Regions from separate parts of the Homo sapiens genome. Here region 2 is linked to region 1. Evidence: chromatin loops called from intact Hi-C (ENCODE). Cell type or tissue: OCI-LY7. All regions are shown on one strand. Region 1 overlaps DIP2C (disco interacting protein 2 homolog C). Region 2 overlaps DIP2C (disco interacting protein 2 homolog C).

Region 1 (5,000 bases):
CAGGTGGGCCTCAGCAGGGACCCTCGCCCCATGGAGTCTCACAGAGGCAGACCCCTCATGCCCCTTCATGGTGAGCTGCGCTAGGGCCAGGCACTCCAGAAGCTGTCTCGCCTTTCTGTTCGGCCTGTTTGGCATAAAAGAAATGAAGGCAGCCCGTGGCTTCCCTCCTCCTCACTACTCCCTGATTCCCTGCGGACGCCCTCCAGCATCCCCGCAGCTCTGCCTCTGCCTGCAGCCCTCTAGCCCCTGTGTCCAGCCCACTCCCTGCCTCCCAGCTGTGGCCAGGCCCCCCTGGCTCCATTTCTTTAATATTTAATTTTCAAATAAATGGAACTGCATGGTGAAATCTTCAAAAGGTTCTGAAGGACACAATGAAAATGCTCCTTTGTGACTGTGAGAACAACCGCGGGCTTCCCAGGCCCCTGTCAGAGGCACCTGGGGCTGTGCAGCAGTGAGAGCAACCGCGGGCTTCCCGGGCCCCCGTCGGAGGCACCTGGGGCTGTGCAGCAGTGAGAGCAACCGCGGGCTTCCCGGGCCCCCGTCGGAGGCACCTGGGGCTGTGCAGCAGTGAGAGCAACCGCGGGCTTCCCGGGCCCCCGTCGGAGGCACCTGGGGCTGTGCAGCAGTGAGAGCAACCGCGGGCTTCCCGGGCCCCCGTCGGAGGCACCTGGGGCTGTGCAGCAGTGAGAGCAACCGCGGGCTTCCCGGGCCCCCGTCGGAGGCACCTGGGGCTGTGCGGCAGTGAGAGCAACCGCGGGCTTCCCGGGCCCCCGTCGGAGGCACCTGGGGCTGTGGAACAGAAGCCTGCACCCCCACCCCGTGTGTGTCCTCTGCCCTGGGTTCCGGGGTTTTCTCACGTCATGATGGAGTACTGCGTACATACGCATGTTTTATCCTGAGGGTCCTTTGTCAGCGCGTAACGAGCTCCGCGGTGTTCTCAAGGCAGCACAGTGCTACCTTGTGGGGGCACTAAGTTTATTTGAGCCCCCCCGTTTGGTGAATTTCCCTCTTTTGCTGCTGCAGTGAGTGACCCCCTCGTGTCTAATGGAAACAGTTCTAGAAGTGGGAGTTGTGTTTCAAAGAGAACTGCCGATGTGATTTTTGTGATTGTCTTTTCGAAGGTTGTGAAGCTGTACCCTGCCGAGCGGTAAGCAGCAGCACTTCTTTCTCCACTCCTTACCCACCGTGTTACCTGACTTTTGTTTTTACCAATCTGATGGGTGAAGAATCTTTCAGTGTAAATTTAATGTGAACTTTTTTTTTTTTTTTTTCTGAGACGGAGTCTCGCTGTCGCCCAGGCTGGAGTGCAGTGGCGCGATCTCGGTTCACCGCAGGCTCTGCCTCCCGGGTTCACGCCATTCTCCTGCCTCCGCCTCCCGAGGAGCTGGGACTACAGGCGCCCGCCACTGCGCCCGGCTACTTTTTTGTATTTTTAGTAGAGACGGGGTTTCACCATGTTAGCCAGGATGGTCTCGATCTCCTGACCTTGTGATCCGCCCGCCTCGGCCTCCCAAAGTACTGGGATTACAGGCGTGAGCCACCGCGTCCGGCCTTAATGTGAATCTTTCTTCCTGTGAGTTTAACTTATGTTTCCACTGTTCTGTACTCCAGCCCAGCGGGTGCCGGCTGTTTTAGGCTCTTTCTAAACAGCTCAGCTGTCACTAATGCACACTCCACCCTTCTGAAGCCTGAGGCTCTTGGCTCCCTAATCAGATTTGTGGATTGCAGTTGGGGGGTATGTAGGATGTTGTTGGGCAAAGCATGAAAGTGTTGGTGGCACAGACCAGTGAGAACTTATCAGCATTGAACCGTGTGCAAAGCGCTCCAGTGGTGTTCTCGGAAGGGCTCACCTTGCACGGAGTGTGAAATCGAAGATTCAGATTTCCATAAGACATTAGAGGCTTGATTTGCAGAGGTCAAGTTGCACCACGTTGCTGATGTCTGGTGTGGCAGGTGGTCCTGATGTTAGTTCTGAGGTTCCTCCCCATATCTAAATGGCAGATGATGTCACGCCCCTAAATACAACTTGCGCATTAACATTAAAGCAATTGAAATATTTATTGATGTTTCAACTATGAAATTTGACATGTTGCTGCAACAGGAAAACTCATGGCTCTTTAGGGAAAATGAGTGCCTGGCTGACTACCATCCGTGCAGTTTTGCTCCAGACCCCATTCCTGTTCACTGGTGTCGTTCATATTCGCGTCTTCCCTGTTTCCTTTATTCTCCCCACCTGCCCCCTCTCACACTGCATGTGCTTTCCTGTTTGCTTTTAGCCATCATGTGTTCAGTGAAGCCAGACGGGGTTCCTCAGCTGTGCAGAACGGATGAGATCGGGGAGCTGTGTGTGTGTGCAGTTGCGACGGGCACGTCCTACTATGGCCTCTCTGGCATGACCAAGAACACCTTTGAGGTAGGTGGAGGAGAGTCTTACCATGGGCACCATCTGTGGCTCCGTCTCCAAAGAGCCCTTGCCAGGTGCATAGTGATAGACGTGGAATGTAAGATCCATTTTAGCAAGACGTGTTTATATGAATGAAAACGATGGCACTTTACCACTTTTTATCGCTTTTGATAAATTTGTTTTATCAGCATTGTTCTGACCTTATAACCAGTGTTTAAAAGAATAAGCATGCTTTAAAAAGGATCCTTTTTGTTACTTTTCTCACTTTTACTGTGAAAAGTGGATCATTATTGAACGTGCACTTGTGTGCGTGAAGGGCCTTGCCTGGGGAAGCCAAGTGGAGCCCCTTTACAGCCCCTTGGCCTGGGCTACACGTGGCCAGGTACGAACCCTCGCCTGGGGAAGCCAACTAGAGCCCCTTTACGGCTCCTCGGCCTGGGCTAGATGTGGCCAGGTATGAACCTGTGAGAACTCGAGCACACGTGTATGTAACGATCTCAGTGGCACAAGCAAGTATGCATGTGGTGTACACAGATGCGTGTGTAATGTGCGTGCATGGGGCGTGTGCACAGATGTGCTGTGTAATGAAGGGCTCAGACACACGTTCAGTGCTGCAACTCAGAACTCTTATCTTTTTACCAAGTAGGTCCTGGCCTTAGAAGTAGCACAACATTTAAGTTATATGTAAGAAAATATAAATTGTTTGGGGATACATTTCCTAAATGTTTAGAACTTTTGGTTGTTGTTGAGACAGGGTCTTGCTCTGTCACTCAGGCTGGAGGGCAGTGGCACGTTCACAGCTCACTGCAGCTTCAAACTCCTGGGCTCAAGCCATCTTCCTGCCTCAGCCTCCGAGTCACTGGGAGTACAGGCGTGTGCCACCACACCTGAATAATTAAAAAAAAAATTCTTGTGTACATATGGGGTCTCATGCTGTTGTCCAGGCTGATCTCAAACTCCTGGCCTCAAGCAATCCTCCCATCTTAGCCTCCTAAAGTGCCGGGATTACAGGCATGAGCCACTGTTGCTGGTCTAAATGTTGAGAACTTTGGATGTGGCTGAACAGATGTTACAGTACCTGTCTATGATAGCTTTCTTGAGTGTGAATTCAACTTTCTAAAATATCCCTCGAAACTGAGCTGGATACAAATCTAAATAAAAACTCCATCTCCGTTTCTCTGGTTTATCTGCAAGGGTGGAGGAAAAAAGAGGGTTAGAGTTTGAACTGATCTGATTTGCTTCCTTAATATTTTTCTTTTCAGCATACTTCCAACAAGGGCAAATAACATTTTATGAATGAAGAGAGATTACTTTAAAACTAACAGACGTTGTTTAAAATGTACCTTGACTCTTCACTCGTCTTTTACATTGTGGTTTTGTAAACCAAGTAATCAGTTACTGCTGATTGGCCTCCTGTGAGACTTCTGGGTGTTATCTGTTCAGGGTTCAGAGGCAGGAGGCTCCAGCAGGTGAGTGGAGGTGCAGGAACGGATGGGGTCCTGCTGAGGTGGGCAGGAAGTGCTTTTCTGCCTCGAAGACTGTTGGCCACCAGCGGTCACTGTGACCTCGGCCCTAGGGCAGGGTTGCTGGGGTGAAAGGCAGAGCTTAAGCAAAGCAGGTGCCGTGCTCCCAGGAGTAGCGGCGAGGATTAAAACCAGCTGACCACATGAACAGTGGCCTGATGGATGCTGTTTCCCCCAGGTGTTTCCCATGACAAGCTCCGGGGCTCCGATCAGTGAATACCCATTCATAAGGACAGGCTTGCTGGGGTTCGTGGGTCCCGGAGGCCTCGTCTTCGTGGTGGGCAAGATGGATGGCCTCATGGTGGTCAGCGGGCGCAGGCACAACGCCGACGACATCGTGGCCACTGCGCTGGCCGTAGAACCCATGAAGTTTGTCTACCGGGGAAGGTCAGTGGCGTTCTGCAAATCAAGCATATGGTTTCCGGTCGGCCATATTTTTTATGTGGTTTTGAAGGGTTGAAAGTTGCACAGTTTCCTTAAATGTATTGTGTCTCCGTTTCCTCTTCCATGTTATTGAAGCAACTGGACTCTGACCTCTGAGATTTAATCCAGTTCTGAATGTCCAAGATTTTATAGAAATTCCCTGAGCTCCATAAATATATTTCCATTGAACTTCCCCTCTAAGTATAATAGAAATATGCATTAGAAAACTTATTTCTGATAAATAACTGCACAAATTAAAGATCCAGATATCCATCGTGGAGCGGGTTGGAGAGACCCAAGGACAATGGTTCAGTCACAGACTTGTGTGAGTGCAGACGCTCGCCACCTCCCCGCTCTACCAGTTTTCTTCTCCCTGCCTTGCCTGGTGCACAGTGGAGGCTCCGTGATGAAATAAGTTGCCACGGTTCCTGAGTTTTTGCCAATCTGGAGGAAGTCATAAAGTGTTTTAGAGCCTTTTTTCAGTTTGGAAGCTGATGGGAGCAGGAAGTAGATACCTGGATATGATGTTGCTGCCTTTGAATTATCTTTACAGCTACAATCTCTTTTACTGGAGGTGACTGTGCTGTGCTGACAGTATAAGGCACATACACTTAGCAGAAAATCACTAGTTCTGAAACGGCAAATTTCTA
Region 2 (5,000 bases), 140 kb before region 1:
GGACCTGTCATTTATCAAGGCAGTATGCTGGGCCGGATGCGGTATGAAATTATCCAGTTAGGTAAGCACTGTTAGAATTAACCCCCTTTTGCCTACCAGGAAATCGAGGATGGGGGCATTAACGCTGGGGAGCAAGGGAGTAAGGGCACACATGGAGGGGCTGAGGGCCTGGGCACTCTGAGCCTGTGGATCTGCGCCCAGGCTGCACGGGCACCGGAGATGCTGCTCTGGAGTGGGTGAGGGGCTCTGGGGAAAAGATGGAGCCTGACATGGGTAAGATTTGGATATTTTCAGAAGAGATTTTCAGCCTGGAATGAGGGTGTAAGTGACTGAATCGCGGTGGTGAGCCAGAAAGCCTGGCTGCACGAGCTCCTCTGTGGCGTGAGGGAGGAAGGCGTTGGGGGAAGGTGGCTGAGCAGAGGTGCTGGGTCATCAGGAGCTGCTCTGTGCTTGGAAAGGGAGGGAAGGGCAGCACCCTGCACTGGAAGAGCACAGAGACGTGGTTGCAGCTCTTCCTGACCAGGACAGGCACAAATGGTGCTGATGATACAACGCATGGACTCTGTCTTCAGAAAAAGATTGTGGAAAAGTCTTCTCCTGTCTTTTAAAACTTGGGCCCCTCATTTAAACTTGGTGGCCTCAGGTGAATGGTCAGGAACAGTTTCTGAGGATGATGCAGAGATTGTCTGCAGCCTCTGATTGTGCTCAGGTTTTCACAGATGGGGTGGGACATGGGCACTGGGCTGGAATGCTCTAACCTTCGATCTTCAATCGTCAGTACTGAAAGGAATGTGCGGGAACAAACTCACCTGTGCGCATATGTATCGTTTTCAAAGACGGACGAGCTTTTGGGAAATATCTAAAGATTTCAAGTTTTGAAGGAAGCTGAGATGACACTGGAAACATCAGGAATCTTGGCTGATGACCAGGTCCGTCACCGCGCACACAGTCCCTAACCTCGCACGCCTCTGATTGGACACAGCGGGTGACCGGGTCCCTAACCTCACACACCTCTGATAGTGCACAGCGAGTGACCAAGTCCGTAACCTCACGCCTCTGTGCATAGCGGGTGACCAGGTCCCTAACCTCAAAAGCTTCTGATTGGGCACAGCTGGTGACTAGGTCTGTAACCTCGCACAGCTCTGGTTGGACACAGCGGGTGACCAGGTCCCTAACCTTGAAAGCTTCTGATTGTGTGCAGCTGGTGACTAGGTCTGTAACCTCATACGTCTCTGATTGGACACAGCGGGTGACCAGGTCCGTAACCTCACGCCTCTGTGCACAGCGGGTGACCAGGTCCCTAACCTCAAAAGCTTCTGATTGGGCACAGCTGGTGACCAGGTCTGTAACGTCGCATGGCTCTGACTGCACAGTGGGTGACCAGGTCCCTAACCTCGCATACCTCTCATCGTGCACAGCGGGTGACCGGGTCTGTGACCTCACACCTCTTATCGTGCACAATGGGTGACCGGGTCCGTGACCTCACACCTCTTATCGTGCACAGTGGGTGACCAGGTCCTTGACCACACGCCTCTCGTCTTGCACAGTGGTTGACCGGGTCCATGCCCTCACACCTCTGATCATGCACAGTGGGTGACCAGGTCTGTGACCTCACACCTCTGTGCACAGTGTGTGACCATGTCCATAACCTCACACCTCTGATCATGCACAGCTGGCGGGTGCAGGACCCACTTCAGTGAGGGGCTCGTTTCCTGGGTGTGAGGTGGGAACGTTGCGTGGCTCGCTAAGCCCCTCCTCCGTGCTTTGGGGGCTCCAGGCTGTGGCCGGCAAATAGAATGTTGTCCCGGGAGGCCACTGTGTGTTGGGGGATAGGAGGCAGCTGCAGACTGCAGGAGTGCCCAGCCCCTTGGTGCAGGGTGGTGTAGGCATGCGTGTTGCTGGGAGTGCCTTCTGCATGTGAGTACTGGGGATTCTATTCTGGTACGTTGGCGTATCATTCAGCGTCCCCATCACATTTGAGATGAACTGTGCTCTGTGAGTGGCCCTGCCCTGGGTCATGACCACACGCTGGACTTGAGCTGTGGGAGCCACATGGACAGTTGAAAGCCTCAGACCCCAGGGCTACACACACTGAGATTTCCCAACTGCCTCTCCCCAGGCCTTGGGCTGATCCCCCTTGCTGCTGCTGTCCCAACCCCTGACATGGCACAGCTTCCCTCTCAGAAGATGTCATGCAGCTTGTCTGCTCTTCATAAATCTTATGCACATTTGGATGCCTTAGCTTCATGCAGAAGTCCTGCAAGCAGGAGAAAATGGAGCCTTGACTCTGGGCTGGTGGTCTCCAGGCATCTCTCTCCAGCTGCATCCCAGCAAGTCAAGGTTATTTAAATGTGTCTTCCGAAGGGTAACGAGCATGGGAAGCATGTCAATGCCATGCAGTGTGAGGTGGTTCTGGGAATAACAGTACCTAGCAGCACATACCAGCACTCCCTTGTGCTGCCAAATGTGACATCGTGTAGATGTCACAACCTCCTTTTGTCACCTGCGTTCCTAATCCCCTGGATTTCTCAGCTTCTTTACTTCTCCAGGAGAAAACCTGCCCCATTGTCCTGTTACCTCTGAAAGGGAGTTTTTACAGCAGGAGATGATGCTGTAGCTGTCAGTGTAGGCACATGCAGCATCCTACTGTTGTCAGGTGCGCCCAGAGGAAATATGGCTGGGCAGGTGGTCCCCATCTCCTGTGGTGTCAGGGGCACCCACAGGAAGCACAGCTGGGCAGGCAGCTCTGTCTCCCTGGTGTCAGGTGCACCCAGAGGAAATATAGCTGGGCAGGTGGTCCCCATCTCCTGTGGCGTCAGGGGCACCCACAGGAAGCACAGCTGGGCAGGTGGCTCCATCTCCCTGGTGTCAGGTGCCCACAGAGGGAATATAGCTGGGCAGGTGGTCCCCATCTCCTGTGGGGTCAGGGGCACCCACAGGAAGCACCGCTGGGCAGGCAGCTCCATCTCCCTGGTGTCAGGTGCACACAGGAATCACAGCTGGGCAGGTTGTTTATTGCCAGGAAGTACAGCTGGGGATCAGTCGAGAGCCTCAGGCAGGGGGTTAATAGATTGGAAAGGTTGAGAACCTTGGCTTGATCACTAACACACAAATTGTGGCAGTAGAAGGTGGAGATGCCCCTGTCCGTTCCTCAAATGTTTTGCTTTCTCCTGTTTCCTGAAGAGCGTCTTGTTGCCTCCTAAGATAGCTCCTGCGTGTATATCTGTATATCCTTGTAGAGGGACTAGAGACACTGCTGGGAAGTTAGTGACTCTGTGTTGATGAGGTGCCGGTTATTAGTCTGTTGCCTTAAAACATCAGCAATTGGAATTGCTCCTCGGAACATGACTGGACCCGTTGCCGTTTTCTGTACAGTTTTCTTTTGGGGAGATGCACACGGTTCCGGGAAGGGTGCTGGGCTGCAGTAATATGGGTGTGGACACAGGTCCCATCAGAATAGTATCCCTTGGAGGGCAGGGTGGGGATCCCGCGGGTTCACGGCGGTTTTGCTGAATGAATGAATGAATGAATGAACGAACCTAGCACTGAGAGTCACATGAGCTCATATGGAAACAGCTTGGAGTGTTGAGAAATGGAGATTGAAGAGCTCACCTCTTCTCTGAGTATGACGGGGTCAGCACCGCTGGAGCTGAGGGTTTGACATGCAATGAAAGCCGTGATGCAGCCATAGTGCGATTTGGTTTATATAGCTATTGCCTTCTGTTATGAAGCTGAAAAGAACCAGGTTAGCGGCCACCTGCTACTCAGGCCTTATGCTTTCTTAGGAAACAGTAAGATGTACTAAATTTTTAGTGTTAAAGTGACAGAACATGGGAACACGGGAAGCGTCTCATCTTGTCACTTGTGACTTGGACACGGAGCCCGTGGGTGCTTCTCTCCATGGTCAGACTTGGTCATGGAGCCGTGGGTGCTTCTCTGCATGGTCAGACTTGGTCACGGAGCCGTGGGTGCTTCTCTGCATGGTCATCTTGCAGCTTCTGAGTCCCATCCTCGCTCTCCCGGCCTAAGGTGGCTGTGCTAGGGATCACACCTGCAGGTCTGACGGCAACATTGTGTGCTGGGTTTCTCTCCCAGGACTTCCAGGTAGTTCGTGCCTGGAATAGTTCCATGGTAGCAGGGTATCAGCGGGTGGCCAGCCTCGGCACGCCTGCATGGATTTGCCGTCTCGGGGGTGGGAGCCCCATGGCAGACGGCTGTTTCCCTTGCGTGCCTCTTCCAGCGTGGCCTTTATTCTCCACAGGGCGTTGGAACTGATTTTTGCACAACAGTGATTTGACAGTGATTGATACGCTGTGGGTCTCCAGCCCAAGGAGATGGGGATAAATACTCTTTATTGCTCTTTCATGCTCTGGTTAGGAAGGCAGTTAGGTTGAAGGCTGCAGTTACCACCTGTGTGTGTCGTGAGATGAAGAGAGAGTATTTCCATGAAATCCTCTCAGGTTACAGAATTAGACCAGTTGTATCTATAACCCAGAAGTTGAAAGCAGTTGACTTTAAGTGTGATCAGGAATCTGGAATTTAATTTCTGAGTAAAATAATTACTGTGGAAATGAGTCTTTGGACTTGGAATTGAAATCAATGGTTGTAAATTTAGGGTAAGTCACAGTAATGGGTTTAGACAAAACGTCTGATGTAGGCGGCAGAGATTTTCAGGTGTATATAGAACCGTGATGAAAACCATAGGGGACAAAGGAGGATTGTCCTGTCCTGAAAGATGTAAAAATGCGGTTACAAATGCAGACCTCAGTGTGCATATAGAGGCCAGCAAACGTTAACTCGGTGTTTGGCACAGCAGAGGGGTAAGAGCCGAAGGAATATTGCTGGATGTTCTTCAAATGACTCTTCCCTCTCAGGGTGGAAGCTGTGGTTAGCACCCACTGGTTTTGGGTCTGTCAGTGACGACTCCTGGATGGTCAGGTGGTGCTCTCAGAGAAAGAGGCTAGGAACACTTCCATGGTTTTCCGCCAGCTTTAAGATAC

What was found. A loop is a pair of places that touch in the nucleus more often than their neighbours do. Peaks named below come from ENCODE experiments on the same cell type or tissue, not always from the same donor. Only the 100,000 strongest peaks of a DNase experiment are listed, where the experiment ranks them.
Region 2: a loop joins it to region 1, with 10 times the contacts of the local background. A loop is called at or near these places in 2 of 110 quality-filtered maps.

The regions. Positions count from the first base shown.
Region 1 is chr10:363,688-368,687 of GRCh38, reverse strand. It overlaps DIP2C (disco interacting protein 2 homolog C), which reads left to right. Exons shown (of 37, transcript NM_014974.3): 19 at 2,277-2,413; 20 at 4,106-4,314. Among named protein-coding and RNA genes, the nearest start is that of ZMYND11, 230 kb to the right of the region's middle. RefSeq lists an enhancer at 3,693-4,892. In OCI-LY7, no CTCF peak of the experiment used is centred here; DNase peaks (open chromatin) are centred at 405, 827 and 2,327; H3K4me3 peaks cover 780 bases; H3K27ac peaks cover 2,533 bases.
Region 2 is chr10:503,509-508,508 of GRCh38, reverse strand. All of the region lies in intron 1 of DIP2C (disco interacting protein 2 homolog C), which reads left to right. Among named protein-coding and RNA genes, the nearest start is that of DIP2C-AS2, 120 kb to the left of the region's middle. RefSeq lists an enhancer at 973-1,552. In OCI-LY7, no CTCF peak of the experiment used is centred here; a DNase peak (open chromatin) is centred at 2,768; H3K27ac peaks cover 1,714 bases.